Regions from separate parts of the Homo sapiens genome. Here region 1 is linked to region 2. Evidence: read pairs that join two places in POLR2A ChIA-PET (ENCODE). Cell type or tissue: Panc1. All regions are shown on one strand. Each heading gives the region's core, and the rest is flanking DNA. Links, peaks and the distances in the headings are about the cores only.

What was found. ChIA-PET counts read pairs that join two places held together with the same protein. Peaks named below come from ENCODE experiments on the same cell type or tissue, not always from the same donor. Only the 100,000 strongest peaks of a DNase experiment are listed, where the experiment ranks them.
Region 1: POLR2A ChIA-PET joins it to region 2 with 6 read pairs; 2 of 35 experiments call an interaction of 5 or more read pairs at or near these places.

The regions. Positions count from the first base shown.
Region 1 is chr3:150,064,773-150,081,442 of GRCh38, reverse strand. It overlaps LINC01998 (long intergenic non-protein coding RNA 1998), which reads left to right. Exons shown (of 3, transcript NR_183737.1): 2 at 438-510; 3 at 2,062-3,949. Among named protein-coding and RNA genes, the nearest start is that of LINC01998, 8.7 kb to the left of the region's middle. In Panc1, for the core only: no CTCF peak of the experiment used is centred there; no DNase peak of the experiment used is centred there; H3K4me3 peaks cover 391 bases; H3K27ac peaks cover 1,387 bases.
Region 2 is chr3:149,584,339-149,601,008 of GRCh38, reverse strand. All of the region lies in intron 2 of WWTR1 (WW domain containing transcription regulator 1), which reads left to right. Among named protein-coding and RNA genes, the nearest start is that of WWTR1-IT1, 59 kb to the left of the region's middle. In Panc1, for the core only: no CTCF peak of the experiment used is centred there; no DNase peak of the experiment used is centred there; H3K4me3 peaks cover 255 bases; H3K27ac peaks cover 4,000 bases.

The sequences.
Region 1 (16,670 bases), core at 4,183-8,182, 480 kb before region 2:
TTCTAGAGAAGAGGGCTGAGAAGGCAGCATGAAGAAAATGAGCCTCAGTAATATTAAGGAGCCTGTACGTTAACTCAAGTAAGAATTTTCTGCCAATTAGAAGTAAGCTAAGTCAGACACGCGTCACCCAAGGGAGCTGCCAACTCTACTTGCTGCAGGTTGTGCTCCTTGGAAATGTTTTGAATTGGTCTGAATCCTGCCAGCTGACTTGAGCAGGATGTGAAGAAGACACATAAGTTTGTTGGAATGTGTAAACTCTTTGAGTGCACATGTTCGATAAATATTAATTGATGGCAAACCAAATTTAGTGCTATAACTAAGATTAGTAACATTAATTGAGAACACTTCTCATTTTATACATAGTTGTTATGTTTCATGGCCAACAGGTAAAAATTCTATAAGGAAAATTTTGCATTTTCTATCTTCTCTTTTTTAAGGACTTTGGTATAGATAAGCTATCACTGGTTATTAAGAAGTTCCATGTTCAATTTGCAATCCACTTCTGGCAAGGTAAAAAGAACTTTGTGATATTAGTTTAATTACTAATCTTTTCCCCATTTCATCTTGTTTTTTCAACACTTATTTCCTCCCCATATTCACTATTTAAAAATAAATTATTGCAGTATATGTATCGTTGAAAATGACAAATTTTTCTGAAACAAGATAGGGTATAATTAAATACACATGTAAACCAGATGTTACTTGGAGACTACTTGCAGATTAGGTAAAAATTAGTTTATCCCCAACCTCAGGACCTCAAGGTATCTCCATGATTTCTGCACTCCTGTGGGCCATGTCAGTTCAGCCCTATTTATTCATTTTTTTAGCTCATTCTTTCAACAAGTACTTACTGACCTCCTACTACATCCCAGGCATTATTATAGGCAATAACAACAACACAATGGTGCAAAACACAGGCAAGTTCCTGTTGTGGCAGAATTTAAATTCCAGTGGGTGAGAGGCAAACAAACGAAAGGGAGGAATTCAATGCAAGAAAAGAGATTTTCAGATAGTGAAAAGTTTGATGAAGAAAGTGAAACAGGGTCCTGTGAGCTCCTGAGATGTAGTGAATTTCCCCTTGGGGGTTAGGGAAGTCTTCCCTTGAAGGTGGCTGCTGGCTGAGGCCTGGATGGCCAGCTTGGCAGCCTGTAAATCTGGAGGAGGGGTTCCTGGCAAAGGGAACCACCAGGGCCAAAGCTTTGAGGCCAGGCTGAGCTGCGCACATTTCAAAGACAAGGGAGGCCTGAGTGGCTGAGATTAGTTGCACTCAGGAGAGAAAGGGTGGCTATGGGGGATGAGCAGCCGGAAGGGGCCAGATCACACAGGGCTTTGTAACCAGAAGAAGGAGGTGGACGTTTCTTCTAAGTGGGAGTCCTAAGGGATCTGATTGCTGATTTTTAAGAGGTCAGTGTTTCTGTTTTGTGGAGAGAAGATTGAACAGAAGCAGAAATGAAAGCAGAACACCCATTAAGAGATTCTTGCGTTGAGAGCGAGGCTGCTTGAACTACAAGGTACTGGACATTCAGGCAGAAGTAGACAGAGGCAGTTTCTGTTGTAGAGATACTGAGAGAGGCAAACCTTCCTCCTCAGTCTCCCACCTACTCCCTTTGATGGCTTCTGCAAGAAACTCAATTGAACCAACTGGGTTTTTTGGAATTTTACAAAAGATTTGCAGGGCCCTGAGGAGGGGTTCACTTTGGGGAATATGTGGGTATCTTGGATACCGCCCCCTTTGTCTCACTCTGCCCTTTTTAAGGGTCCCTGGTGCCTATCCATGGCCTTCCCCTCTATCCAAATCCTCTAACATATGTAATCCTGCCCCCACAACCAGCTTCCTCCAAGGGAGCAGCCCCTGTGCACCAATATCAGTTTCAGATCATTGCAAGCATATTAACTCACACAGAAATCCACCCACATTCCACATTAAATATTATTTACATGAGTTGACTTGTGGCTGACTAGATGATATGGTATTACAGTTTGCAGACATTTAATTAGACATTTATCTTTATTTTATGATTTACTTTTCTGTTGTTGTAATCTATATATATATATTTTCAGATCTCAAACATTTTGTGGGCCATTACAAAGCTCATGTCCCCTATGTCTGTGGGGCCTAATGATTCAAACAGCCGTGACCAGGCCTGCCTGTGTGGCCCAGCCTGGCTGGCATTCAAGTGAATAACATCATCTCCATCTCACTGCACAGAAGTATGAACTGCGGTGTCAGCAGGTTTCCATGACACCACCGGTGATGTAGAGCACACATCTCTCCCACACTCTGCTGGTTACCAGGCCCTGGCAGTACAGACCAGGCCTCCTGGGTTGCCTTCCTCCTTCCGGCTCACAGGTTCCTCTTCACTCCCATGCTCTGCTCCCCAGACCTCTGGCCCAGAAGGAGTGACCCAGAGCCTGAGGCAGGAGAAATTTTGAGGCGGAGACTGGAGCTGAGGATGAGGCCCAGGCCCGGCTAGAGAGAAAACACTGAGAAGGGACTGAGGCCCCCACATGCTGGAATCTTGTGAAAAGAGGTGAAGGCAAAGCTGGGGATGAGAGAGAGAAGACGGAGCAGGAGATTAGCAAGGAAATAAGGTGGGGAAACAGCTGGGAAGACAGACATGCATCTGGAAGATTCCAGAAAAGGCCATTTCATCCAGCCCTGCTCCAGCAGTTTGTATTTCAGCAGCCTCACGGGACACCTGGCCTTTCCTTTCTGACATCGTTCTCCATCCATCCAGCACCTCTTGGAGATCACAAGGGGCTCTCCACATGAGACTTTTGAAACTAAGAAATAGATTTGGGTGTTGCACGTGTTTGCTCTGGAGCCACATTGCTTGGGCTCAAATCCCAGATCCATGGCTTCATCACCTATGAACCTTGGGCACATTTCCCCACATGCCTGTGCCTCAGTTTCCTCAGCTGTGAAATGGAGTGATAATAGTTCCTACTTTTACTGAGTCATTGTGACGTTTTCTGTGAAAGGCCTAACATATGAAAAGCACTCCATAAATGTTTAGCTATTATTATTTCAAGGAATTGTAAAAACAGGATCACAAAATTGTGGAATATCATTAATGTTTACATTTAACAAATTATACCCTTTAATTCAGAAAATGCAATGGCATATAACTGTGGTATTTACAGGTAATATAGAAGTTAAGGTTTTTTCTATATAATTAACTTATAGCACCCTAGAGGTAGGATGGTTCAGTCATGGGACGTGAGTTTAGAGCTGAATGAGAAGTATCTGTGTTATGACTGTATTTATAACCTCATTTGGAAGCAACGTTAAAAGCCTAAATTTGAGATCCTTTGTAAATGTTTGTCTCCAAGCCAAATGCTTTTTCCTGGTCCCCTTCCTGACTCATGCTCCCACCCCCGTTCATATCTTAAAATGATTAGGGCAGAAAAGGGTGGGGGAGTTGGAATAGACTCTACTTCCTGCCTCTCTGATTTTACAATTAGATTAACAGGGCATAAGGCCTTTACCTCTACAACTGGATGATTTATAGTTTTATATATATTACACACACACACACACACACACACACACACACACAGAGAAAGAGAGAGAGACAGAGAGAGATATTCAGCCTAATATGTCAGTATAGATCCTTTTGCAATTCATGAGCATGATGATGTGGTATCACACTTACGTGTGAGATGTGCCTCCCTCAAACCTTCTTCCTACAGGTTGGCACTTTGCCCACCTGACATGAAAAAAGAAGTCAATGTAGAAGGAGAGGTAATACAAGGCTAAAACTCACTTGTCCTGTAAACAACTGAAGACAAGCCAGTCTTTGAGATGAAAGCCTGCAGGTGCTAGCCAAAAGAGAAGGGTGGGGAGGACAGGTAAACTTTCCCTACCTTACAATTTGGTTTTTACTCACATATGCCCAATAGAAGCTGTGTGTAATGCAAGCAATAAAATGAATGACTTTCTACCAAATGGCACTCTTCATGGCTGCAAACGTGACCCTAAACTACAGCAGTCTATAATGTGGCAGACTCAAGAGGGACACAAAGTTAACACTGCCCCATGCTTTCCCCTGGAAACACCAATGCCATGCATGAAGGGCTTTGTGGCTGCTAACCCAGGGAACATTGCTTGCAGAACTTTAGAAACAGGAGCCTTGCCAGCTCTCAGGGAAGCTAAGATGAAAAGTCTACCTAGAGTACAGCAGACTGGTTGACCTTTCAAAGGCCCTTTTATCCTCGAGAGTCTGTGGTTTTGATGTAGTGTTGAGTACTTTTTAACTTTCTCTCGAGAAGTGTCAGTAAGTAGATGAAAAATAAAGTCTGGTTCTGCACAAATGCACTAATTCCCCCATGCATTTTCAAAGATTTTTAAAAATAGAGAAATTTTATAGTCACATAATAAGTAATAATAATCCAAACATGATGAGAAATTTAAATTTGTCTGCTTTGCAGATCTAAGAGTTCAAAATTGCTATGAAGGCATATTTTGGGGGGATACTATTTTATATACATGGGAGACAAGTCATTGTTGCTCTGCAAATAGTAGGAAGACAGCACTTTTTTTGAGTGAGTTTTTAAGAAAGTTTTTCGTGTCTTCATGTTAATTATTTTGGAGGAAATAGAGTCACTGGATAACGATGATAACTTAAAAATAGCTAACCTTTATTAAATGCAGTCTATCTCAGTTATCTATTGCTATATAACAGGCCACAAAATTTAGTTGCTTAAGACAATATTTTATTATTTCTTAGGGTTTTATGGATTGACTGGGCTCAGCTGGGAGGTTCTTCTGCTCCACATGGTGTCTGCTGAGACTGGAATGTCCAAGATAGCTGTCTGGTGCCTCAGTTGGCCTGGATAAAAGAGCTTGGGTTTTGTTGGGCATTTCTATCTTTCTCTCTCCAGGTGGTCTCTCCAATAGGACAACGTAATCTCTCTATGTGGTGGCTCAGGACTCTAAGAGCAAGTGTGCAAGGAGGATAAACCCCTATTTGCAAGCACTTATTAAGACTCTGCTTCCATACCATTTGCTAGAATCTCAATGGCCAAAGCAAGCTGCTCAGCCAAGTCCAGAGTCAATGGGAGAGGGAACTACATAAGGACTTAAATACTGGAAGGCATGGCTCATTCGGGGTCACGTCACCAGTGTAACAGGCAACCACACAAATTATACACCACATCTTGGATTGGGTACTTTACATCCATTTATCTTCTTTAAAAATGAAAACAATCCTATGAAGTGGATGCTATTTACAATTTTCATTCTAAGTAGACACAGAGAGATTAGGTTACTTGAACAGAGTCACAACAGTAAAAAGTGGCAGAGCTGGGATTAAACCCAAGCCATCTAATCCCAGAGCCTGAACTCACAAATCTGAAGACACAAGCACAAGAATAGGAAATTATTAACTTCTAGAAGTAAATGATATTCCAGAAATACTTAGGTAATAATTAGTTTGTGAATTTACACATTCAATAATAATTATAATATTTTTGTCCTGCTTTTTTGAAGAGAGGGCTAAAAGCATTGTGAATCACAGAGGCAAAAGCAGTACCTTGACTGGGGTGACAATTGTACTTCTCCTTATTCATTGAGTCACTCGATGTCTTAATTTCCTCAACTGTAAAATGAGAATAGTAATAATATCTAACTTGCAAGTCTGTGATAAGGTTAAGTTAGATAATACAGTGAGCATAAAGTACCTAAAATATTCTTGATGCATAGAAGGTGCTCACAGCCATGCGTGAGGGCACCCGGTAGACGGAGCTGAGCGTGGTATGACAAATATTCTTGATGCATAGAAGGTGCTCACAGCCATGCGTGAGGGCACCCGGTAGACGGAGCTGAGCGTGGTATGACATGTGGGAAGCAGGTCTCAGGGGATTCACGATCTCCTCCATTAGCTCCGTGGAGGATGATTAGGGTGCTGAGCTTAAACTACAGGATAGGCTATTACCCCTGCCCATGGGTGGGAATCATGGGTCAGAACAGGGTGGGAGAAATTACTGGTTTGCCATACCTCACTCTAGGAGCACTGGAAAAATAGACGCCATGGTTCCTGGAAGACTTATAACTGCTGTCACCACAGAACTAGTCTAAGTAACCCATCCCAACTCGACTAAGCTGTGTTATCTACAAATTTAATCCGGCTCTAAAAATGTTTCAGGACACTTCCCAAATTTGGCATGTACTAACTCAGTAAGGATCAATTATCTAGTTCTCATCACCTTCCAGCAGAAAAACTGTTTTGATGTTAGTGAAGATGTGGGAAAAAGGGAGGAAAGAAAAAGCAATTCGTCATGGATAACTTTCCAAACCTTAGTTTCCATTGTCTGGTTACGCCAGCTGCTGTCTGCTGGTTTTGAGGCAATTTACAGCTGGAAGAAACAGGACTCCACATTTCTTCATTTGGGGTCTGAGTGACAGCTTTTTCCATGATATTGTAGTCACAGTTCTAAACATGAATTATGGCAGCTTTAAATTACAGCCACAATATTATGGGTAAAAGGATAAATCCCTCACTGCCTTCTCTTATCTCCAAAGCAGTCGGGAGTGGGGAGGAGGCCACTTACCCCAAAGCAATAAAATGAGGGTGGGAGATGGGCCTGTGTCAGAAAAGGCAGCTGGAAGCATGCTTTGCTGAAATGCTCTCAGATGCAAATGTGTTATTATACAAATCTCTCTTCCCCAGTTGCAGAAGGACAAAGTGAAAGAGGATGATTGAGGAGAAACCCTCGATCTTCAGGGCAAGCCCTTTTAAGATCTGCTCATTCCACTTATGTCCCTGGTAGCATATTGCCCAAACACTGCTCTCCAAGGACTCAAGGAAACTTTTCCCAAAGCTTTGTTTTTGGGGTTTTTAAAGGTAGTTTTCCATAATTCATTAAATGTGTTTCTTTCTCACGATCTCACATGCTTGAGCAATTCCTGAGGGCAGCACCTCAATACTGTGATACAGTTTCTGTTTCATTAGCTGTGTAAACTTACATAAGTTTCTTCACCTCTTTAATCTCAGTTTCCTCAACTGTAAAATGGACATAATGACCCCTATGTCACAGTGTTATTGCAGGAGTGAAATGAAGTAATTTGCACCCTCTTTCCTTTCACCTTTCTCCCGGACTCTATCAATTCTGCATCCCACATGTCTCTGGGATGGATTCGCTTTTCTCCATTGTGCTGCTGACACATCCTCTTTCACCTGAACCCTGGCAGGACCCTCCATCCCCCTGCCACAGATGCCAGAGGGATTTTTCAGAATGCACACTGACCCTCCTCCACCCAAAGTTCTTTGCTCACCCTCATTGGCCGTAGACTACGGTCCAAACTGGAGCAGAACACCCATGGCTCAGTGATCCCACCCTGAGGATCCCCCCACCACCTCACTCTCCACACACAGTTTCTACTTCACGACAGCGTTTGCTTTTCCACCAAACTCTCTGTTTCTCTTTGTCCCTGTCTTTCTCAAGTCTATTGCATTTTTACACAAGTCACTTTCTCTGCACAGGGGGCTCTAGCTCCTTTTTTCCACCAAGAACATTCCCATGCACTCTTCAATACTCATCACAGGAATCATCTTGTCCATGAAGTTTCCTTCTCCATAGCCCAGGAGGAGGTGGGCTCCCCTTTCTTTGCACAACACCTTCTACCTCCATGCGGGCACTTTGCATTTCATTGTGTTACAGTCTACCCCACCTTGCTGTCAGCTGCAACAACTGTTTTTGTAGCCTCAGGGTACTGCACAGGTCTGCAGAGAAGAATGACTCAAAATGTGTTGGCCTAAATGACCTAATAAATGCCTCTAGGGTCACACACTCTCTTTTAAATGATGACTTTCCTATCTCCCTCCTTCCTGTCTCAAGAAGTCAAACTCACTTTCAGGAGCAATGACAAACTGCATGGATCTAGCTCAGCTCAAAGCAGACAGGACAGGGAGGAGCCATTATTTTCAGCACAAGCGAAATATTAGGGGGACTCAAAATGATAAGAAATACAGCGCTTAATTCTCATAACATTTATTTTATCAATGACACTCCATCTATTTCAAGAAAGTGTCTGGGGGTAGTTCATAAATATTAAAGCATCTTTAAAACATGACAAATTAAAGAAATAAAACCCAGAACAAAAATATTTTAAAGGGAGCAGAGAATGAGATGCCTCAGTCTCCTGGAGTACTGTAAGAGTGGGGCTGGGGAGGAGGAAGGAAAGTGCCCTTGACTGCTCTGGTAGATTCTTTAGACATGAGAGCATCCACAAGTGGTATGGCCTTTGAGAGGGGGATAAAAGCTACTTATGAGATGGCAGAATTGAGAATCCAAAAGATTGTTACAACTGTGTGGTCACACGTGCAGTGGACAAAGCTGAGATTTTTGGTTTAAGTTTTTGTATGGAAATTGTATTTTAGGCACATCTTTGCCCTTGGAAGACTTTTAGCGGCCTAGGTATATTTCTGAACAAACACATTCCCTCATATTCTTTTCCTGGTTTAAAAATTTGTCTCTTAATTATAATTGAAAATACAATAAAAAGGGAATCCAAGCAGTACTTCCTTCCTTTGATTAGACAATTCCTAGGACTTCTAGTCCTGGGAAGAGACGAGGCACTTGGAGGCTCGGGAGCCAGCTCTGTGAGCGGCTTTGATGCAGCAGCATGGCACAGCAAGGACACCTCTCAGGTCACGCACGCTCTTTCCCACTTGTGCCTCTGCAATGGTGTTATCAGGGCTTCAATCTTAGCATTTCAAGGAAAAAAGAAAATTATTTGAATGGGCAGCTTTACAGTTTATACAGAAAAGAAATTGGAAGCTGAAGGACGACATTGAAAAATACCACAAGAACAATAGACTACTCTGTAATAAAAAGAAACAAAATACTCATGTATGCAAAAGCACAAATGAACCTCAAAAGCATCAGGCTAAGTGAAAGAAACCAGGCACGAGAGATTACACACTGCATGACTCCGTTTATATGATATTCTGGGAAAGGTAAAGCTATAGAGACAGAAATCAGATCAGGGATGGGGATGAGGTGAGGGGATTTGCTAGAAAGGGGTGCAAAGGAATTTAGCGGGTGATGGAGCTGTTCTGTGTCTTGATTGTGGAGTTATTACAAGACGGTTATTACAGTTTTGTTGTATTGAATTTTACTGTATGAAAATCATACCGCAATAAACCTCACTCACATACGCACATTCAGGACAGTCCTGCTGGAGATGATTGGAATCAGGGTCTGTGGAGGTGTCTGGGAGATGGCCACTTGGATTTTGCCTGTGTTATCCATTAAAGCTCCATGGCAGATTTTGTCTGGAAAAAGAGTTCTGCTGCTAAAAACACCTGGAAACCACAGGATAAGATGAATGCCAGTGAGAGGCAGCCGAGGTGTCTTAAGAGAGCAATGCCTGTCTTCATTTTTGTTGTTGTTTTTACATGTATCTTACTAGGAGACAGAAACCAGAAGAGGAATAAAAAAAGACTATGTGTAATTACTTGCCCTCGGTAACCCCACAAGTGTTTTCTTTCCTTACAATTTAGTCTTAATAAGGACTCTGCACTCTCTAAATTTAAGACCAATGGTATGGAAGGCATCTATTTTTGCCAACTTGGAAGAGTCACCTAAATGATGCCCCTTAGGGTAAAGAGGTGCAAGTCAGCGACGCCTTTGTTAACCCCAGATAAGCCCCTGATGGGCTTTACTGGCCCCCAAACAGCAATGATTGTACAGCAATAAGGGGACTTTGGAAAGTTTTGCAAGCTGGGAAACTTGCTGAATAAATCATCTCTGAAGCTGCAGTTTGGCTCCAGGAACCAGACAGCTCTCCTGAATTCAGGACTGTGTAATGCTTCCATCTGAATGCCCTTCAGTAAGGCCAGCCTCACCTTTTCACCACCGCCCCCCTGCTCATTATTGGTTTTCACCTGAATTCCTCACAGGTTCCTGACTGAGCCCTGAAGGCGTTAAAGTTTATGAAAACAGTTAGAGTTTGCTGACAAATATTTGGACTAAGGGTATTGATTGGAAGATGTGAAATTCTTTCTTTCCAGCCTCTGTAATTTGTGTCAAATGTTCAGATCGCTGTGTGCTCCATTGTCCTCAGAAGTCCAGGCGTGCCATGTCACTCATCCGCACCTGGACCCTCTCCCCATGATAAGAGCTTCTCTCTGTTGCTAGCTCCTGGATGCTTCACCACCCTTTATTAGTTTCCTAATCCTGCCCACATTTAAGAAAATAATCCTCTCATTGCATTGTCTTCAGTTAAACCCTTTGATTGTTTCATCTAATTTCTGTTAGGATAGTAACCATCACAACTCCCTGCCCAAATCCTACAATAAGTTCTCAGTGTCCTAATGATCAAATCTAAACTCTTTTATGCCCTTCCTTCCTGACCTCAGCTCCTGCCACTCTCCCCTTGTCCAGTAGGTTCCATTCTGTTCCAGTTGTTTCCTGTTGGGGGCTGTTTGCATCAGTGTTCCCCCCTCTAGATTGTTCTCTACATGCTGGTGTGGCTGTCTCATTCTCACTGTCATCGTGCCAGGTCAGATGTCACCTCTTCAGAAAGGCCTTTCCTGGCTACTTGAAGAAAAGTAGCTCTCCTCCCTAGACCCTCTCCAGCCATTCCATTACCCTGGTGTACTTTCTTTTTTTAAAGCTTTTGTCACTATCTGAAATTACATAGATTGTATTTGCAAACACATTTGTTGTCTTTCTTTGTTCCACACTAACCTAAGCTCCAAGGAGGCCAAGGCTTTATCTTATTTACCACTGTATGGTCAGAGTTACTGCAAAAAAGAGATTATGGCACACTCAAACTGAGTCAAAGGAGTTTAGTAAAGGAATCATTTAGAAAGATGAGGGCAACAGGGGATAGGGCAATACTCTGGGGCTAGTAACACCAGGGTCATCAGAGTGTTTGCCTGAACTCTGAGAGGACTGTCTGGTGGGCAACAGCTGCTAGTAACAAACCCACAGCAAACTGGCAGGGAGGCAGGTTCACTGGTCACTCTCCTCCTTCTCATTGTCCAACCTCTTGTCACAGGTCCCCATTATCCAATAGGAAGTTGGAGGGCAAAAGACTCAATGCAGCCCATACCAGTCGGCTTCCTGGGACACAGCACAGGGTAAATGGCCGAGCGCCTCTCAAGAAGCGTAGCATCATCTTCACTAGGCTCAAGATGAAGCTCAGCACCAGGCCCACCATAGTTTCCAGCCTCAGGGGCACCATTCACCCAGATTTGTGCAAAACGGTGGCTGTGCCTGGCAGTAGGATATCAGAGAAGGAGGCATGGAATGAATCCATGAGTTTTCATGGGTTTGGCCCTGGTTTCTAGCTACTGGTTGGGGGGACATTCCCTCCCTCTGTAACACAGGGCAATCAGGACAAATGAAGGTTCACTCCCTAGTGGGCTTCCTGAAAGAGTTCCCAAGACCTCAGCCATTGCCCTGTAAGATGGAGAGAGAAAATTCCTGTAACTGCTAGGCTTGTACATTTTCGGCTAAGGACATTTCTGAAGTTGAAGAACAATCTCTATTTATGTTCAGCATGGAAACTGGAGCTTGTTTTGCATTGTGTTTGGAGGCAGAGAGGAATCAGGTAGCAGGCTGGCAACTCTTCTGATTTTTTCATGGGCTACAGAGCTCTCCAGGCTTTGTGGGGGTAGGAACAAAATAATCCATCTACAGGATTAGTGGCTGAATGGGGAAGAAGCCAAGTCATTACACACTATGCCATCAACTTTTAGCAAGGTGTAGAGTTACCATGGTGACATGTATGGGGTAGGTATATCTAAGTGGATTATTAATCAGAAATCCCCCTTCAGTGCCTACTAGGTATGGGAATGGTGAGAATTCAAAGCAATGTGAAGACAGATGTATTCCCTTTAATATTAAGCAATGAGAGGAGCTATAGATGCATGATTGAGAAGCAATTACAAGGGGACATGTTAGATTACTAAGAGTGAAGTGGGAGCTACTTGTCAAAAGAGTTTGAACATAAGGCTGGAGAATAATATGATGTGATGAAAATTGCTGCCAGAACAATCTTCCTCACTTCCTCAGTGTAGGGCAGGTTGAAAGAGGAGGTGGCCTGGGATGGCTGTGAAAATGAAGAAGCTGGAACAGATGGGACAGACTGCCAGAATGTACAGCCCAGTCATCCCGAGTATGCCTGATGGCTAGGCTATGTCATCCCATAAATACAACTGAGCTGTAAACAGCTGTGAGCTCTCTGTGGCTGTGTTTACCTAGTAAATTTAATTTCCCAACACATTTTTCTACTTGATCCATCCTATACTATTTGGATGAAATAATGTCATTGCTTTCAATTACTTTGCATTACTTTTGTTACAAAAGGAAAATGACTCCCTAGCACGTGTTAATTTCTGGTAGGAATTCCGGTTCCTTGTACAGAAAGCTGCTGCATACTTGTTGACTGATGACACACTGATCAATAAAAAAAAGATAATAAAACCAGTGAGTACATGTCCTCTGGGGGCCTTTTAACTTCAAGCCTATAATGCAGAAACTTGTTCTTTCTTACCATAAACCACCCTGAGGCACCAGCTGACAATAGATTAAGAAGTTTACGTTCTATGTGAAATTTGCATTTGAAAGGAGGATTTTTATTCAACATTTATGGAGCCTTAACCAAGTGCCAAGCTCTGTGTTAGGTATCAAGGATACAAAGATGGCTAAGATGTGGCAGAACCCCCTCAAGTAGCTCACAGCCTAGGTGGAGGGGGGCAGATAGAGCAATGCTTGACAGCGAGAATTACAGGGTATAGGAGGCCCTAACAGGAGAAGCTGCTGATCTAGACTGGGGTTAGGGTTGGTCGGGGAAAGGGTTGTGGGCGTCTCCCACTTTCCTCTCCAGGCCCACGCTCCATGCTGCTTTGTGCCCTGGGGGCTGATTGCAGGGACTGCCTCAATGGGCTCCTGTGCCTGCTGCTTCTAGTTGGATTTGGCCAATGGGGAGCTACAGCAAAGATGAACCAGAGGAAGGAAAAGAAGGCTGAAGTGTTCATTCTCTGGAATTCCTTCTTTCAGGATCATTGTAGACTGGCTGTATCCCCTACTGAAGGACACAGCTCTGGTCAAGCAGCCCTCTCCTCCGACTCTTTCTCTGTGTCCTAGTAACCTTCTCTCCCCTGGTGCTTTCCAGCCTCTCAGATGGTCACAGGACTACTAGCCATCAGGTTCAGTGCCATCGTTTGTTTCCTTAAGCCCTGCTGTCACCTTTATAACTAGTCCCTTTAACAGTGCTCGTCAGTTACCCAGTGATAATGTGCCATGCCTTTCCTCTGGAATCCTGACAGTCAGAGAAGCTTTCCAGGGAGAAGTGATGCTCAAACTGAGTATGGAATAACAAGCGATTATTTGGGTAGAAAAGTGGAAAGGGTTCAGTCAGAAGCAACAAGAAGCCAGCAGAGGGAAGAGATCATAGGGTGTTCCAGCAGCCGAGGCATGATCCTTGAACCCTCCTTCTCCTTTACCCCCAACATCCACCTGGACACCAAGTCCTGTCCATGCTACTTCCTCACCATCTTCCAACCTGCCCACTCCTTTCCACCTCTGCCGCCCTCTGGATTTCTTGCCTCTCTTACTACACCAGCTTTGCAGTCATTCTCACACCCCTGCTGAAACCCCTTCACTGTTTCCTCATAAGCTTCAGGGTAAAGGTGGACTCCACAGCATGGTCCCCATAGCCCTGCCCACTGGCCTCAGGCCCAGCCTTCTGCACTTGCTGCCACAACTCTGCCTCATCAATCCACCTCCCCCCACTTGTTCTCTAGACTCACTCTCCTCATCCCATAGAACAAACGTCAGGGGACTGCCTCCCATGAGAAGCCTTTGGGATCACTCACCTGCCGTCAGTGACCAGCCCCTTCTCCCTTCAGGTGAGGTGTGGCCACAGTTGTGTTCCCGTGGTGCCTGGCGCTTTTCTCTATTTCAGTCCTGCCCACAGGATGCTCGATCATCCCTCTGCTCTTCTGTTTCCACTCCAGACTGTGGACTTCTAAAGATCAGGGACTGGATCTTATTCTTCTTTAAATCCTGATATGCTCACAGAGCAGGGCACATCATAGGTGCCCAGTTGATGTTTGTTGACTAAGGAATGAAGTGCAGTTAACTCACAAGGGGACACAGTGGACAAAGAGGAGAAAAGAGAAGGAATATGAGGTGAGGATGGAGGCAAGCAGTACCTGGATGAGAACGGACCTGATAAACTGGGCTGAGGATTACGGGTGTTATCCTCTCAGGATAACTGGGAGCCATGGAGCGTCTTAGGTACGAGTAAAGACCAGACCAGATGTGAACTGATGCAGCTCTCTAGCAGCATCAGTAAGTCAGAAAGCAATGGAAAAACCAAGATGGCAATGGGGGAGCAAAAGGAATGCCAGCCTCTGCCAAGGCAGGGCAGAGTAAGCAAAGAAAAAGAGATTGCAGATGGGAAATCCTCTGAGTCCAAGAGAATATGTAGCTATGGCATGTGGAAGACATTCACAATATCTTGTTGAATATAATATATAAAAGAGTATACATAACATACTTTCCCTCTTAAAAAATTAAAAAGGCCAGGAGGGATGTACATCAAAATATGACCAGTAATTTTGGGATATCAGAGATACAGGTAATTTAAGCCTAGAACCTGGGGGAAAAAAAAAAAAGGAAAGGAATACAGGTAATTTTCACTTCTCTATATATTTTTCCTAGTCCGTTGCTTCCTTTCTTTTGTTCTTTCTTTCTTTCTTCCTTCCTTCCCCCTCCTCCTCCTCCTCTTCCTCCTCCTCCTCCTCCTTCTTCTTTTTCTCTTACTTTTCTCCCTCTTCTTCCTCTTATTCCTTGTTTTTTGGACTATGAACCTCTATTCTTTTCTAACAATAAATACATCTTTTTCAGATACAAGAGGCAGCGAGAGATGGATAAAATTCTGGTCAGGAATTTGTCCATCTGTAAGAAATACACCTTCTCACTACAGGTTGAACATCCCTAATCTGAAAATTCAAAACGTGAAATGCTCCAAAACCCAAAACTTTTTGGAAACTGACATGACACCACAAGTGGAAAATTCACACTTGACCTCACATGACGAGTTGCAGTCAAACACAGTCACAACTTTGCACAATTTTTCAGTCACAAAATTATTAAAAATATTGTATAAAATTACCTTCATGCTATGTGCATAAGTTGTGTATAAAATAGAAATAAATTTTATTTTTAGGTTTGGGTCCTATCCCCAAGATATCTCATTATGTATATGCAAGTATTCCCAAATCCAAAAAAATTTGAAATCTGAAACACTTCTGGTTCCAAGCATTTTGAATAAGGGCTACTCAACCTGTACTTATAAAACTTCAGCCCACAGTATACAAGAAGTCTGAAAATTTGACAAGTAGCACAAGAGTTAAGAGCACAAGCTTTGAAATCAGACCAAGGATGGCACTGCACAAGGGCAGGTGCTTTGTTTTGCTCACTTCCCCAGTGTCCAGGACAGTGCCTGGCACATAGCAGATGCTCAAGAAAATTTGTGCAATGAATGAAATCCCAGTTCCACCAAATACTAACTGTATGACTGTGAGCACATTGGGTCATCTCTCTATACCTTAATTACCTTTACTATAAAATGTGGAATAATAATAGCAATTAACACAGAGATTGGTGTGATAATTACATGAGATAATACACATAAGAAGACTGCTTGGACTGTAGTAAGCTCTCAATCAATAATGCAAACATAAAAAGCCCTGGCCAATTCTAAATGAAGAATTTCCTCCTAGAATTGCATCTCTTTGCCCTTAGCTTTCGAAGTACAGATGGGTACTTTACCCATCAGGCACAATGCCTAGGGCCCATGAAAAGGTTTTATTTCTTTTAAAATCAGAAGCAAAAGGAATATAATAAAAATGAGTATGTAATAATAAACCTAGCCTGGATTATATTCATTGTTATACCAATGTGGTTATAAAACATAATATAATTTGTTTTGTTTTGATGAAAGAGAGGCCCCATGAAAAGTTACAATGTGTTTTTCTTTCCATCATTCTATTCTTGTTATTCCAATGGATAATTTGATTTAAAACTTCATACATTAAGCTGCTACTGTAGATCAGACACTACCCTATAAAGAACAAAATTTAGAAAGAGTGGGAGGGGCTCTCTGCATTTGGGGTGCTCATCAGGCACAGTATTAGGTAACGGAGAGGCAAAGAAGGAGGGTGATAAAGAGATGGAATAATCCAGAGAGGACTATTGTTTCCTCAAAAAGCCAATGATGTGGGTGACTAGGAAGTTCCCAACACATGATCCCAGCATGATGAACTCTGTGTATCAGGAGGAAGGTGACACAGCACTGTGGCATCATATCATTTTTCCAAGTAAGGAGCGTAAAGCTAAAAAATATTTTTTAATGACAAGACATGGAGCAGTAGAATCATGGTTTTCCTTCTTGGCATTTGTAATATATCATATCAGAATTCATCTTGATTTTGCTGAATACCCAATAAATAAGCTCTGAAAGAAAAATAGTAGTAATGTGTAAAATGTGAATACATCAGTAGGTTTTTACTACATGAGTACCCTGATAAAATTTCAGCCATTTGGGCAAAGAGGAAAATAGAAGGAAATTATCAGAATTTTACAATAAACGTTCTGTCAACTTAGGGATGGAGTGCCATCAAAATCTAGCTGAGTTTATCTTTGGG
Region 2 (16,670 bases), core at 8,104-12,103:
CTTCTCTCTGTTTCATGCAGTGTCATTTGGAGTGGCTTGACTGGGGGACAAGGGATTAATTTTCAAGGGGGCTCACCCACATGACTAGCAAGTTGGTGTTGACTGTCAGCCAGGCAACATTTTCTTTCCAAGTGGGTCTCTCTACAAAATGCATGAGCTTCCTTATGGCATGGTGGCTGGGTTCCAAGAGTGAGCATTCCATGAAACAGAAAGTAGGAGCCATGAGTTGGTGCCGGAAACTGGTACATCATATTTACCATATTCTATTGGTCAAGCAGTTGATAATGTGAATTTTAAATAGGAAATTTTATGACTCATGGAAAGACTTTATTTGGATTTCATTTAATGTATCAAATGGGTACCCCAGGGTGGCTATTGCCTTGAGGAAGGTGCTTTATTTCCACTAATGTATAAAGGAAGGTGCCAGGCCCATGAGGTACAACTAATGCTTATTATCAATTTTATTTTATTCTTCCCCTTCAGGTGAGTGGAGTGAGTGTCAAGGACAGAGGACTGAGGTCCCAGCTTGAGGTGCTTGGAGGGACAGAGAAGAATCAGGGTGAGGAAGCTGTCAGGCTCCTCTTTTCCCTTTTGGCCCTGTGACTTTATTAGCTTAACTAATACTTCATAGTGTTTGCTATGTACCAGGCACTTTACATATATTAACTCAATTATATTCCCATCGGGGACTGTGTTACAGGTAGAATCTTAATTAAAGCTACTGCTACTGATTCTTAATAATGGCATTACTTGAAGAGATTATTATTAATAGGCCCTTGCCCCATTTGATTACACTGTGTGATATACAGTTGTCCCTTGGTGTCCGGAAAGGATTGGTTCCAGGACCCTGGAAGATACAAAAATTTGACGACGCTCAAGTCCTTTATAGACAATGTCATCATATTTGCATAAAGCCTATACACATCCTCTCTTATACTTTAAATCATCTCTAGATTTACTTATAATACCTGATAAAATGTAAATGCAATGTAAATAGTTGTTATACTGTATCATTGTATTGTTTTTTATTTGTATTCATTTTTACAAATTGTTGTACTATCATTATTTATTTTGAATATTTTCAGGCCAATGTTGGTTGAATCCCAGGATGTGAAACAGGTGAAGATGAAGGGCCCATTATATACCTTGTCGCTATTTAAAGATGTCTCAAACTCTTGGAATTTTGATGTTTTTGAACATGTAACTTAATGGATCCTCCTTCATATTATTGTAGTTTCTCTTAATACTAAAGTAGATATTATTGCCTTGGTGTATTTTACTTTTAAGTTTAAAAAATTTTTGATTTAATGATACTCTTGAGGATTTTAGTTTGGGATATTACCACTGTCAAAGCTGGCAGGTTCTTCACTTGATTAAGTCTTATTTCCACTCAACACCATTTAAGTAGTTTGAGACTGGTTATAATGAGCATTGGTACAGGACTGGCCCCTCTTTTCAGTCAAGGTCAGTTGGCAACAGCTATACACTGTTTCTTTATTTTGGAAAGGTTTTGCTTGCGCAAAGACTTACTCTTTTAACCAAATCCTGCTTTTCATCTGTTTTTGATGGCAACAGACCATATTTCCCAGCCATTTGCAAACAGTGCCTGTCTGGCGGGATTTCCTGGACACAGCCCTTGACAACCATTACTGGCCAACTTTTGAACTTCAGTGTTTAACCTGGTTATTTGTTCTGTGTTTTCTGCCATGGGCCATGGGAACCATAAGCTTATCCTTTTGAGACTAGCAGAAGGTCCAAGAACAATCCATTTGCTAATTGGACCCATTGCTTTCCCCAGCCCATTAACCTTCATGAATCAAATCTTCCTTCCAATATCCAGCTATTCATCTACAAGTCAGTACTATGCAGAGTGATACTTTCTAACCAAGGTGCCTATGGTAGACCTTGGTCATTGCCATTTTGGAATCTTTACCTTATGGACTGATATAATCCAAACATGTCAGTGTGTCATAAAAATTGGTTGGCCAATTAAAGATAATTTGATAGTGCAAATATCATTAAAATTGTTCTTATGTACAAATAATAATTTAAAAATCCATATATAATGACTTACAAGTAATAAGGCCGTACTTTTTTCACTCTAAAAAAAATAAGCAAATGATAAAACATTCATGCTCTTTGACCCAGTGGTACTGATTCTGGGGCTCTAGCCTAAAGAAATAACTCAAAACATTGAGAAAAGCTTATGCTTATGGATGTTTGTTGAAGCATTATTTGTAATGAATAAAGAAAAATATAAATATCTAACAGTAAGGAATTGTTAATTAAATTATGATGTTGATGAAAGTTTTTAACGGCATTTGAATATTGTTATGATGTTAAATGAAAAAAAAATGGAATACAGCATTTTCCACAATATGGTCACAGCCATGGAAAAAACATGCATTAGAAAAAAGACAGAAACCAGCCAGGCACAGTGGCTCACGCCTGTAATCCAAGCAATTTGGGAGACACTAGGAGACACTAGAAAGAAGATTAAAGAAAATTTCAAGAGTGCTTGGCTTGAGTGCCAGTCAGACTTGGGTCCAAATTCCTACTCTTTTACTTATGAGCTATGTAGCTTCAGGCAAGTCTTTTAAACTTTTGAGCCTCAGTTTCCTCATTTATAAGATGGGGATAATAATTTTTCCAGGATTATTGTGAGTATTAAATGAGATAATGATACAAGTAAAATTCTTGATAATCTATAGGCAACCAACAGCTGGATGGTGGCAAGTACTAATTCGTAGCTTCAAGATGTTCTCAGTTGTATTCTTGACTTTGGCATTCTTCTGTTACGTTTGCACTGATTTTTGACATGCTGCTAGGAGACAGGTAATGTGAAGGATCTATTGGGGGGTTTGCCTTTACGGCTTTTCTGGTACATTGTAGGTCAAACACCAACACCTGTGTTAGGCCCTGTCACATATTCAGGGACCTTCACTGTTCACCTGAGCTTAACCAACAACACTCACCTGCAGGCATGCACTTGAGTACAGATGCTGCTTGTTTTGAGTGAAGCAGATACAGAAAATCTTTAACTACAATCCCATTTATAAAAGGGTGGAGCTTATTTCTTTTAAAAAATAATCATTCCAAAAAGATTTGCACAGAATTAATTTTCAAAGGGTGACCTCTCTTGTGCATTTAAAATGTGATTCAAGCAAACCAAACAAAAAAAGGATTCGGCCTACACTTTCAGTGGCACGAAGTAAAGTGCACTTGTGTCCAAGGTTGGACTCCTTGCTTTTCTTCCAAGCATCTTTCCCAGTCTCATCATTTACTAGTTTATATTTTAAACTTAGCTTCAGAATGCTTATGCTGATGTTAATGAGTCTATCTTCAAATGCTATTTTAGTTTATCTTTTTTACTTTATTTTATTTTTTTTTGAGACAGGATCTCACTCTCACACAGCTCACAGCAGCCTCACCCTCCCTTGAGCTCAGGTGATCCTTCCACCCCAGCCTCTCGAGGCACTGGGACTTCAGGTGTGCGCTGCCACGCCTAGATAGATAATTTTTCTTTTTTTCTTTTTTTTTTCCTTCTTCTTCTTCTTCTTCTTTTTTTTTTTTTTTGTAGAGCTGGGGTTTCACCATGTTGCCCAGGCTGGTCTCGAACCTCTAGGCTCAATCTATCACCCATCTTGGCATTCCAAAGTGCTGGGATTACAGGCTCCTGGCCTATTTTAGTTTCTCTCTGTTCTTTATAGTGGATCCTTAAGGCATAGAGAATTTTAGGAAGAGTATGAGCATGGAATAGTAAAGTCATTGTTGTCAGCATACGACAGAGGGAAAGTCACTGAGTCTTTTTGATCCTTGGCTTCCTTATCAATAAAATACTAATATTGGCACTGTTTACCTAACAGTTATTGTGAAGCCAAATCACAATAGCTAACATTTATTAAACAATTATGTGTTCTAGGCACCATGTTAAGAGCTTTGCATGCTTTATTAACTTTAATTTCAGGGTAACTTTATGGAGTAGATCATTGTGTCCTAATCATAATGGTAGCTAATATTTATTGATAGTTTTCTATCTGCCAGGTTTTGTTCTAAGGTCTTTGTGTGTCATAGATATTGGTAGAAAATGGAGGCACCAAGAGATTAAGTAATTTGCCCAAGTTAATTTAAGTAGAAAGTGTAGGAGCTACTATTGGAACACAATCTGATTCCAGACGTCTTAACCACTGTGCAATATCTCCACTGTATAGATGTAGAAACTGAGAAATAGAAGCACAGTAGCTTATCCAAAGTCACACAGCTAGTAAGCGGCAGATCTTACCTTCAAACAAGATTCGCCATTGCGCACATCATTATCTGTTATGCAACATGGCTTCAAAGTCTGAGTGATGGCACCAGGTACTGCTCTGAGTGCTCTTCAGCCTCTGTCCTCAGAGTCAAGAAAATGTGTACCAGTGGCGGGTCCACTAGAAGATCCACTGCACTACGGCTGTTGCCTTGTGTATTCAAATCCACAGTTCCTCATGTCCTGAGGTCAGCGAGCCACAGAGAAGTGGGCTCACCTTTTCTAACTTAATCAGTGCACTGACAGAGGAACAGGTTACAGAGGGATTTCTCTGGGAAAGCTGTGGTGCCAGGGCTTGCTTGTGCCCAGCAAGGGAATTAGAAATGCCAGGGCTAATTCCCCAGTGGAGAATGATTCAGAAGAAAAATGAATTCCTGAAGGCTGTTGTGTTATCAGTGCCAGGTCTGAGAGAGCAGGGCAGGAATATGATGGCTTGTCTTTGGAAAACATCCAAACAACTTTCAGTTTCAGAACAGACTTCACTACTTCTCTTAGAACACTTACTGTCCTTTACTGTAATTTTTGTTATAACTGGAGGATAGAAGGAAATATGCTATTTGATTTTATGTACAAAGAATTTTGAGTCCATTGAGCTAATAATGTCTCCCAAGACAATACCAGTTTATGGAGAACTTGGTTTTTTGTTTTTGTTTTTGTTTTTTTTTGAGAGATGGAATCTCACCATGTTGCCCAGGCTGGAGTGCAGTGATGTGGTGATCTCTGCTCACTGCAACCTCCACCTCCCGGGTTCAAGCGATTCTCCTGCCTCAGCCTCCCGAGTAGCTGGGATTACAGGTGCGTGCCACCATGCCTGGGGTAATTTTTGTATTTTTAGTAGAGATGGGGTTTCACCATGTTAGACAGGCTGGTCTCGAGCTCCTGACTTCAGGTGTTCACCTGCCTCGGCCTCCCAAAGTGCAGGGATTACAGGCATGGGCCACCGCGCCTCGCCCAATTATGGAGAAATTTGAACCATAATATGAATGTTAATTTGGGAGGAATTCTACTGCAGTTCATTTTGGAAACTTGAACCAAGTAGGAAGGATTTTATTGTTAAAAAAATCTGATCACATTTTATGTAATAAAATGTCAAACATGCAAGGAGAGAGTAATAGGGTAATGACCCACCATATACCCCTTGCCTAGATTTAAGAATTGTTAACATTTGGTATATTTGTTTAATATGTTATTTAATAGTAGTATTTTCAAGCAAATAAAATATATGATATTTTACTCCTAAATACTTAAATAGTTGCCTCTAAAAAAGAAGAACATTTTCTTACATAACAAAATTACTATTTACATGTGTGACAAAATCAACAATAACCTATTTTTTTCTTTTGTTTTTGAACATTTTCAAACCTGAAAAAATGTTGAAAGAGAGTTTGCTCTTTATCTAGGTTCAGCAATTGTTAACCTTTTTCCAAAAGAAGTTATAGGCAAGGCTGGGCGCGGTGGCTCATGCCTGTAATCCCAGCACTTTGGGAGGCCGAGGTGAGTGGATCACGAGGTTAAGAGATTGAGACCGTCCTGGGCAGCATGGTGAAACCCTGTCTCTACTGTAAATACTAAAATTAGCTGGGCGTGGTGGTGCATGCCTGTAGTCCCAGCTACTAGGGAGGCTGAGGCAGGAGAATCGCTTGAACCTGGGAGGCAGAGGTTGCAGTGAGCCAAGATCGCGCCACTGCACTCCAGCCTGGCAACAGAGCGACACTCCGTCTCAAAAAAAAAAAAAAAAAAAAAAAAAAAAAAGTAAAAAAGAGGTTATAGGCAATATGAGATTTTCCCTAAGTACTTTAGAATGCATTTCCTAAGAATAAGACATTCTTTTATACCATAACAAATTCTATTATTATACCCAAGAAAATTAACCTTAGTACAATAATATGACCTAATATTTAGCCCTTATTCAAATTCCCCCAGTTGTTCCAAAAATGTCTTTTGTAGCTCTGTGTGTGTGTGTGTGGTGTGTGTGTGTTTGTGTGTGTGTCTGTTTTCCCCAGTGCAGGATCCAATCAGATTCACATATTGCATTTAGTAATAATTATGTTTCTCCTGATTCAAAAAGTGTCTCTCCCCTTGACCATTTTGTTTGTTTTTCGTCTTAACCTGTTTTGAAAAAAACTTTAGACCACTATCACACACGATGGGTTCTTTATGATTAAATTAGGTTAAAATTTTTCACAAAAATACAGCATAAATGATTTTGTGAATTTCTTATTGTATCTTATCAGGATAGAAGCAATAATTTCTTAAAATATTATTTAATATCCAGTACATATTCAAATATTCCTAATGGTCTCAGATGTGTTTTTTTACATCGGCTTGCTCAAACCAAATATTGTACACCATTTAAAAAAAATCGACATAGAAAAATCAATTACAGTCTTTTTGAGGGGGAGGGGGAACTCCTAAACCAGAATAAGTTCAGAGAGGCCCCCTGACCACAGTCTTAATTTCTATTCCTTGTAAATGCCTCAGAGTAATTCTTAGGCTTCTGCTATATGGAAACTACATCCCTTTGTCTTTTATACAAATTACTTGAAAAAAATGGAGGTAATTTCTCTTGATTACTTTAAGAAATGAAGTAGAATTTTTGTAGAACAGTATACAAACCATAAATAAACGGCTTGATGAATTTGCACAAATTGAACACACCCACGTAAGCAGGTCTCTGACCCAAGAAACAGGATTTTTCCCAGCTCCAAAAAGCGCCCCTTCCAGATTCCCCAAGGGTACCTACTCTAACATCCAGCGTCATGGGTTCATTTGCCTTATGCAAATTTCTTCTCTTTCCCTGAAAAAGGAAGCACGAAGTAGAGAAGCCATACAAAATATGTATATTTTAATTAGGTATTTTGAAAGCCCACCTTCAAAGACATTTTAAATGATATACTGTATATATTTTCACACAAAATAATTCCCACAACAATGTTTTACATAATGGTTTCATTCAATGGCTCCCCCTGCTTCCCTAGAATTGGGATTTCATCCAAAACACTAAAGGTTAAGTTATCAATAGAACTCAAAGAGCATTTTGTTTCCATTTGTATAAGTCGTTTAATGTTTTTTAAGTCCACGCATGTGTTAACAAAGGAGGCAGTCAATTACAGGGGAGCTTAGCAAGGCATTCTTAGAGTTCTCTTCAGTGGTGAGCAGTGTCGAAGTGGAATCAGGAAAAGAGCAACCCTTTTCACTGAAGGAAATTATTTTAATTAGTAATTCTCAAAGGGTAATAAACAGTCAAATATTTCTGAAATCTCCTGGCTTTGGGGCAAGTAATTACAATGAGCATGCAATTAAAAAAAAAAAAAGAAAGAAAACTAAGACGAGGGCATGTACAATCAATTAAATAGAAGTAATTACATTATGAGGGCTTCATGAGTAGTGTACGGTGCATTAACATTGTGGAGACAAAAGCCACCAGACAGCACATTGTATGTGCAAGTCTTTTGAATCTGAGGTTGGTTTTCATGGTCTTCTCGATTCTACGTTGTGGGGCTCTGCCACTGGTAGTCGGTAACTTTCTAATGCACTGAACTGGCAGGAGTGATGGCAGCATGCCTATTTGTGGTGTCTAGGGAAGCCTTCTTAAATCATTGGTATGCCCAGCCTAAATCAGATCACGCGGATCCTGCAGTCGGTATCTGGGTGATACTGTGATTGGTACATGAGTGTAACTTGGCTCGGTGTGCCTGGAGTTTTTTTTAGCAGGGATAGGAATCTACCATCTCTGGTGTGTTTTTCAATGTGGCATGCCCCAGTGACATTAGTGGAGAAGGGACTTGCTAAAGTTAGAAAGTAAGATTGAACAGCTGGGTTCAAGGCCTTATACTAGGTTCCCACCAGCTGTTTCAAAGGGATGGAGAGGAGCCACCCAGAGTGCTTTGCAGCAGCTGTGACCCCGAACCAAGGGAAGCTTTATTTCGAAAGCACACTAAGAATAGATACAGGCTCCTGATTTTAAAATACAGCGGACGATTAAAAGCTTTCTGGGTATAAACAGTTCAGGTCACTTTTTAAAAACACAAGTTAATTTCAAGCTATATGGAAATTTACATGTGTGTTTTACATATGTATATATATTTATACACATACATATATGCCTGTATATATATATTCTGATATATGCCGATTAATCTCTCTAATCTATATTAGCTCTGCTTTGAATGAACTTTGTCGTTGGGATGCTTTGGCATCAGGGCTTCATAGCATTGTACTTACATTTATTCAGTGCCTTTGGATAGGAACGCCTGTAGTTTTTTTAGTTCTGGTCAGTTGGGTATAAAATATTGCCATAGTGTCAGAAGCACAGTGTGTGTTCAGACAATGCTGTTGAATCTGAAGTCATGCTTGTAATAAATACCATAAATAGTATATTTTGCAACTTCTTAAAATGTATTCTATAGGATAGTAATAATTAAGTGAAAAAAGTTACACATAAAATGAATTACAGAAATGTGGGATTAAGCTAATTGAAAACTAGAATCTTTTATATGCATATGTATTGTATAAATATTAGGAGAGGAATATAACATTCAGTGTTTTCCATACTTATTTGATAACAGAACCCTTTTGGGTGCAGGGGTGAGGGGGATTATCTTCTAGGACTGATGTTTTATAGAACATCATTGAGGTTACCTTGCCCCATAGCTGTGTCTCCTCACAGTCTGGTTGAACCTGAAAGCATTTGTTACCGGAGAAGTAGATTTTAGGTGGAAATACCAGATGCAGTTGGCAGAATCAGAAGTGTCTCTCCCTTTGCTGAATTCACAATGACTTTGTATTCACTAATTCTTTCTCCTACCCCCTCCCGCAATGTTTCTCACATTTGGCAACATATGATAACATTTGTACATTTTCCCGCACTTTTGTATTAATATATTTATTACGGGTCTGAGTATTTAAACATGAACTTTTTTCTCAAGTCATTTAAAATGACTACAATTCCTAACCCAGAATGAAATGTTTCTTCTAATATAACTATTTTTAATTTCAGAATACATTGCAAAAATGTTTTTTGTGTAAATGTTTTAAAACATAAGATATTATCATGAAAAGGTAATTTCTTAGAAAAATTGGAATTTATCTCTACTACTTTTTTTTGTTTAGAGAAAATTTAGGAAAAGTGAATGTACATCTTGAATTTTAGTTAAGTAATTACAGTTATATAGTCAATTATAAAGGCTGGTTACATAGCTTATTATAGACTGAACACATTTTATACAACAGCCCTATTTGAATATTTTCCCTAGTTATTAAAATAATGAAAACATTAATAAAAACTAAAGGCAATATGATATTAAAAGCATTAATAAAAATGGAAGGCAAGTTAGGCTAAAGTTACTATCAGAGACTGGCTTCTGAAGGAACAGGTTTTGGCTTTCCAAGTGGCAGGGCCTTAAGAATCACATCCCCAGCTCTGGCTTAGGGTTCCAGCATTGCTCATGGCATATTCAGCTGTTGCCTTGCATCTCCAAATCTATCTTCAGAGTCCTTTTACCTCTTCCTTTTAGGTCATAGTGGAGAGTTGGCGTTCCGCTTTGTATTTATGTTTTTTTAAGTAGTATTTGTATTTCTTTCTTTCCTTTCTCCCTAACAACTACAGGATCACATGGACCTAATTTGTTTTATTGTCACAAGAGTCCCTTTTCTTGACAGGATATGCCTAATTAAAACCAGGGTGTTAAAAAAAAAAAAAAAGCTAAGTTTTGCAGGCAAGTTGACATACTGTGTGACTCAAGGGTTTCAGGAGGGACAAGGAGGGATGGTGGTGTGTTATTGAAGCAAGAGGAGGACCAAGCCTGCAGGAGATATTGTTCCAGGACAAAGTCAGGCTATCAGCAGTGCTGACGGTCCACCTCCCCTTTTCCTTCCTTCCTAATGGCCCAAGTTATGCACGTCAGCCTCTTTGGGTTCACAAGGCAGTATTGTATCATGGAAAAAGCCCTAGACCTTATTATGAGAACAAGATTTGACTCTGCTCTGCCACATGGAAACTAAGAACTTATTAAGTAGGTTTACTTCACCCAACTCTGTTTCTGTATCTTTTTTTTGAGACGGAGTCTCCCTCTTGTCACCCAGGCTGGAGTGCAATGGCATGATCTCGGCTCGCTGCAACCTCCACCTCCCGGGTTCAAGCGATTCTCCTGCCTCAGCCTCTCGAGTAGCTGGGATTACACCCGCCACCATGCCTGGTGAATTTTTGTATTTTTAGTAGAGATGGGGTTTCACCACGTTGGCCAGGCTTGTCTGAAACTCCTGACCTCAGGTGACCCGCCTGCCTCGGCCTCCCAAAGTGCTGGGATTACAGGTGTAAGCCACCGCACCCGGCCCATTTTTATTTCTTAAAAACAGAGATTAGTAAGCCTGTTATGTAATGATCAAGTTAAGATCATTTTTGAAGCCATAAAATGGTATATAAATGTCAACTATTATTATCAGACATTAACAGCATGGTTATTGTGAATATTATGACTAATAATTAATATGAATAATTATTATTGTAACTATCATTATTACCATGATTGTCATTATTAGGAATATAAGTAGCAATTCATTCAACATACATTTATTATTTAGTGTCTATTGTATGCTAGATATGGTGGACTTTCAGGACCCATGGTGTATAGTACCTGGTAGAGGCTCAGCCGAGCAGTTTGCAGAATCAACAGGAATGAATTGAGAATGACTTAATTTGTTTAATAGAATGTGACAGCATTCTCTAGAATTTGTTCCTTTCTGGGGCAAGTAAGGAACAAATCTTCCTAGATTAGTTTTATGAGTACTTACAGATAAAAACATATATGATGTGAATAAGATTCAACTGTTATATTTGATACCTAGAAGCAAAATGATTTGTCGAAGTAAACCCATTAAATATGTTCATTCATTCATTCATTCATTCCTTTAATTCAGTCACTTATTCTATGAGTAGTTTTTTAATGTCTGCTGTGTGTAAGGCCTTCTGCATTTAGTCCATAGTTGGGGCTACTGAGAAGTTGAAAGCTGCTTTAAAGTCTCCTTTCATTTTAACACCATTAAAAAAAAAAAAAACTCATGGAAAGGAAAAATCTAAATGTATCCTGTAAAGAAAATACCATTTCCTCTGGTAATTATGATGGTCTATATCCTGTTTAACTCATTGCACGGGGTTCCTCTCCAAGTCAATGAGGATTGCGTAAAGAGTCTGAAGGCAGGATGTGCCTCATAGTGGGATGAGAAGGAGCCTTGTGGCTGGTCGTCAGACTAAATTTAAACCATTATTTGTTGTGAATATATGATTAACGTGGGGGTTAAAAATGAAAAATACAGCTGCAAGAGTAGGTTTCTTCCTTTGATAAAAACAGAAAAAGTCAGGAGGGACAAGAAGAAAACAAACACAGTTACGTGAGGCATGCATTCTCTTTCATAAGAACAGTCAAATATATTTTAGCCTAATCTTTCTTTCTAGATACAATAAATGCCGCTCCCTTCTGGATTAGGCAGATGACAGCAATAACAGTATTGCAGCTGGGAGTCTCCCAGGCTGACAGGTGCTGGATATAAGATGCCCCAGATTGTCCTGTGAAGTACAGGACATGCTAGGCCCTGCTGGATCTGCCCAAGGAGAGGGCAGCTCCTGTGTCTGTTGACACCTCGTTTAGATTCTCCCGCTCACTCAAACAGCTGCCAGAGGCAGCCGTAAAATATTGCTTAATTATAGAACTTCCCTTGATCCTCTTTATCCCTTCCTTCTATTGCATTTTTCCCCCTTTTGTGCCTCTCTCTAGTTCAGAGCACCTTTAGGCTAAGCACTCATGGGAGTATTATGGTGGCGCCTTTTCCAACTCACAGTTAAGGCAGAGACAAGATTTTCAGTCCTGCACTATAGCTGTGGAATTATTTTCAGAGGCTGTAATGAGCAGGTATAGGTTCAAATGTGGAATGCAGCATCATTTTTTAAGCAGGAAATGGGTTCATTTTGGGGGGAGGATAGCTTTCTCATTTTTTTTCTGATTAGAAAAATAATGCTTATTGTACAAAAAGAACAAAGAAATGTAAAGATATGAATAAAGCCTACTTCCCCCTTGTTCATATGTGTTCTATTTACCAAAACGGGATTATGTTCACTCCCACAATATATTTTAGCAAATACAGATCCATGTAATTTATCATGTCTGTTCAGTCTTCCACTGTCTGACTGTACCATAATTTGTTTAACCATTCTATCATCATACACTAAAGATAGAAACAAAACCGCTGTGGACATCCTTAAGCATACATTCTGCATACTTGTATTGGTTTGGAGTCATGTTTGTGATTTACAGGGATGCGAAATGAGATCATTTATTTCTCTAACATTAAGGAAATCTGAATTAAGGAACTCAAGAGCTGGTTTGCTGGCTCCGCTGCACCTTTCTGCTTAGTTGTTCTTACTGAGTGGCTTCCATTCCTCATAATTCCAGCTGTCTGCTGCAGCTCCAGCCATCACGTTCATATGCCAGGCTGGAGAAAAGATGGAAGGGTGGGAAGCAGAAACGTATGTCTATTGCTTCCGTTTAAAAACCTTTCCCAGAAGCCCACACAGCACTTCTGTTCATTGTCTAGAACTTAGTCTCTTGGCAATACTTAGCACCTAAAAAGGGAGAGCAGATATTCCAAAGCAACAACCATCTCTGTCATTCCCATCTAATTGTTTTCTGGGAATAAAAGCTTTGTGCAAATGGACTTACTGGATCAAAGCTTTTCCCAGGTTTTTGTTGCATATTGATATACTGCTCTTCAGAAAGATGGTACCAAGTTAAGTCTAGTAATATGCGAGAATAACCCGCCGTAAGTTTTCAGGTTCTTTTGTGTGCATTTTATGGGCATTTTTAAAGCTATTTTTCTGAAGCTGCATTTTTTCTTTTGTTTATTAAATCATACATTCTATAAAGAGTGAGGTGGAGATTTTACTATTTACAATTTTGTCTTCAAAATCTATGTCTGTACAAGTAGAATATTCATTCCAAGCACTGGAAGGACATTTTAATGTTATTCGCACGTATTTCCTCTACTCCTAAGAAAACTTATTTGGAGGTTGCCAGTTGAATTAATACATTAATCAAAGTAAGGCAGCTCTCTCCTGTTTTGAAAAACTTCCTGTCAATTAAATACAAGGCACAGTGTAAAAGTGGCTCTGCCCAAGTTAGTGTTTAGACAGAAATGTTTGTATTACACCGTGGTGTGACCATCAGCAGCTCCATAAATAAAGGAATCATCTGCCGGCGCTTCCCACCTTTTGGGTGGGGTCTGTTTTCTCCTTCAGTGGAAGGACATTGGGGTCATCATCATTACTGCTGAAATGTTATTACTTTAGATTTTATCAAAAAACTTGGTGTCACCAGGTCTGAAGGGAAAAAAAAAATCAAACTTTTTTCTTTTTACCCTCACACACCATCCAACACAGCACTTCCGATTCCCTAGCAGACACCAACTGGGTGTCCTGTAATTTCATTCAATTCTGACACTACCTACCCAGAGATAGTATCAGATCTCACAGGCTAAGGGCTTAGTCCCACAAGACTGCACCCCCTCCAGCCCACCTTTTTAGATGCCAATTGCAAGCTACAGGTGGTGACCTGTGCTTCTGACTAACTCCCTCCTTGGATTTGATCCATTTGCTAGAATGACTCACATAACTCAGGGAGACACTTCACTTACTTTTACCCATTTATTAGAAAGAATGTTACAAGGGATTCAGATGAACAGCCAGGTGGAAGAGATACATAGGACAAGGTACTTGGAGCTTCCACACCCTCTCTGGATGTGCCACCCTCCAGGAGCCTTCACATGTTCAGCTATCCAGAAGCTCTCTGAACCCTATCCTTATGGATTTTTATGGAGGCTTTATTACATAGGCATAATTGATTTCATCACTGGTGATCAGCTCATCCTTCAGCCCCTCTTCCCTTCCCTGAAGGTTGGGATGTGGTGTGGGACTGAAAGTTCGAATCCTCCAGCCATGTGGTTGGTTCCCCCTGGCAACCAGCCCCTTCCTAAGGCTATGTAGGAGCCCACCAACAGTCACCTCATTAAAACAAGAGAAGTTCCTATCACCCAGAAAATTCCAAGGGATTAGAAGCTCTGTGTCAGGAGCCGAAGTCAAAGACCAAATATTAAAACCAAAGATTCTCCTAGCACCCCTATCTACAAGGGTTATAGGAACTCTAGATCGGCAATGGTGACAGAGATTTATTTCTTAATATATCACAATATCACACATGGTTTCCCGATTTGGTTATTCAAATTGGTTTATATTAGCTTTTTTTCATCTTTCTTTATCTTGCGAGTGTTACAGAATAAAACTCACTTCTCTTCAAAGTTAGAAAAGTGACCAGCCAAAGGATTACTATCACTGAGGGATCATTTAGAAACAAGTGATTATTCTAATGCTACTAACTTAAATAAAAAAAAAAAAGTTGGTGAATCAGTAGATGGCCGTGCCGTATATATTCTTGCAACTTTCCTATAAGTTTAAAGGTATATCAAAACAAAAAGTTATATACGCACAAATAGATGTTGATTTTATATGATTTTTATCTGCTACTTTCATGAAGAAGGATGGGGTTTGAAGTCATAATTGAAACAGGTACATATTTTTGTACTTTGTTAAGTAAAAAATTAAATCAATCATGTATTTTTTATTAACATCCACTTGTGGGTACAAAGATACTTACTGTTTGGAGTTTGCATAAACATACTTGTTTAAAAACAACAGCATTTTTTAGGCTAAATCTGTTTTTCCATTAGTTGAAGTCATAGAACCTTCAAGGCTTCCTGCATTTCTGTACCTGGTATGTCCCCTCACATTTTGGAACTATTATCTCCTTGTAAATTATTAGAAAAATTAAATTAGATTAAAACTTCTTGAGCATTTCTTTATTAGGAAAAATGGAAATCCATTACATATTCTTTTGCTTGCATTCAATCTTACTGTGCTTTTTACTGCAAGCTGAAGTCCCCTTTCTACTTTAAATGGGAGAGAAAATCTTGTGCTGACATGAGATGCTCATTACCACCAAGGCACTCATTACCAACAAGGGCAGTAAAGGAATCGCAGCTTTGGCTGCCTCTCACACTGAATCTGAGAGTTGCTATTATTAGAATGCAAAAAAAAAAAAATTGTGGGGTGCTGGTGGGGGAACTATGTGAGACTTGTGGTTAGCTAGACCTGTGTTTTAAGAATATTTTTGTCTCTGAGTCAATTGTTACTTAACTACTCGACTATATGAAATCAAGTATATCAGCCAGGTGCAGTGGCTCATGCCTGTAATCCCAGCACTTTGGGAGGCCGAGGCAGGCAGATCACCTGAGGTCAGGAGTTCAAGACCAGCCTGGCCAACATGGTGAAACCCCGTCTCTACTAAAAATACAAAAAAATTAGCCTGGCGTAGTGGCGCATGCCTGTAGTGCCAGCTACTCAGGAGACTGAGGCAAAAGAATCACTTGAACCTGGGAAGTGAAGGTTGCAGTGAGCAGAGATCGTTCTCCAGTCTGGGTGACAAGAGTGAAACTCCATCTTAAACACACACACACACACACACACACACACACACACGAAAGAAATCAAGTATATCTGTAGTTTTTGCAGTAAATTGATGTCTACCATTATTTCTCTCCATTTTCTTGTGTTCATTGTACTATAAGGTGTTTATTGATTTTTTTTCTTTTTTTGCATTTGAATTACTCAGATCCCTTTAAACAGTTTGGATAGATTTTCACAAGGGAAAGGAAGGGAACTAATATTTATAGTGTGTCATGCATATCCGGCACTGTGCTAGGTGCTTTACTTTTGTTATTTGATGAAATTCTCAAAACAGCCTCATGTAATGGATGTTCTTATGCCCATTTTACATTGGAGGAGACCAAGGCTTGGAGATGTTACTTACAGTAGTCTCTTAGTCAGTTAATGGCAGAAACAGATCTCAAATCCACTGTACCACTCTGCCTCATTTGGGTGATATTTTCGACTGAAGATGCCAAGAAATACACGTAAAGAAACATTGTAGGCTGGGTTTGAAATGTGAACCATAAGCTGTGTTTCCTGATAATTATTTTCAAGGTCCCCAGTAGCACTCTCCCCTTCCTCTGAAGCCTAAGTTGGTCCCTTTCGATGCCTCAGTTTTTGTCTTTGATCCTCCAAATAATTTCTTGCAAAATGGGAACCTCACTCTGAAAAGCACCTCTAGTCTCTCTTGAGATGCCGGGGTTCATGCCAGCCCTTTTTCCAGTTCAAGTTGTGTCATGCCTTTCAAACATGTGCAAAAAGAAAGTGGCTCTGATGGCCAGAGCCAGGGTGGCTCATCCTCTTCCCAGAATTGAAAAAAACAAAACCAACAAA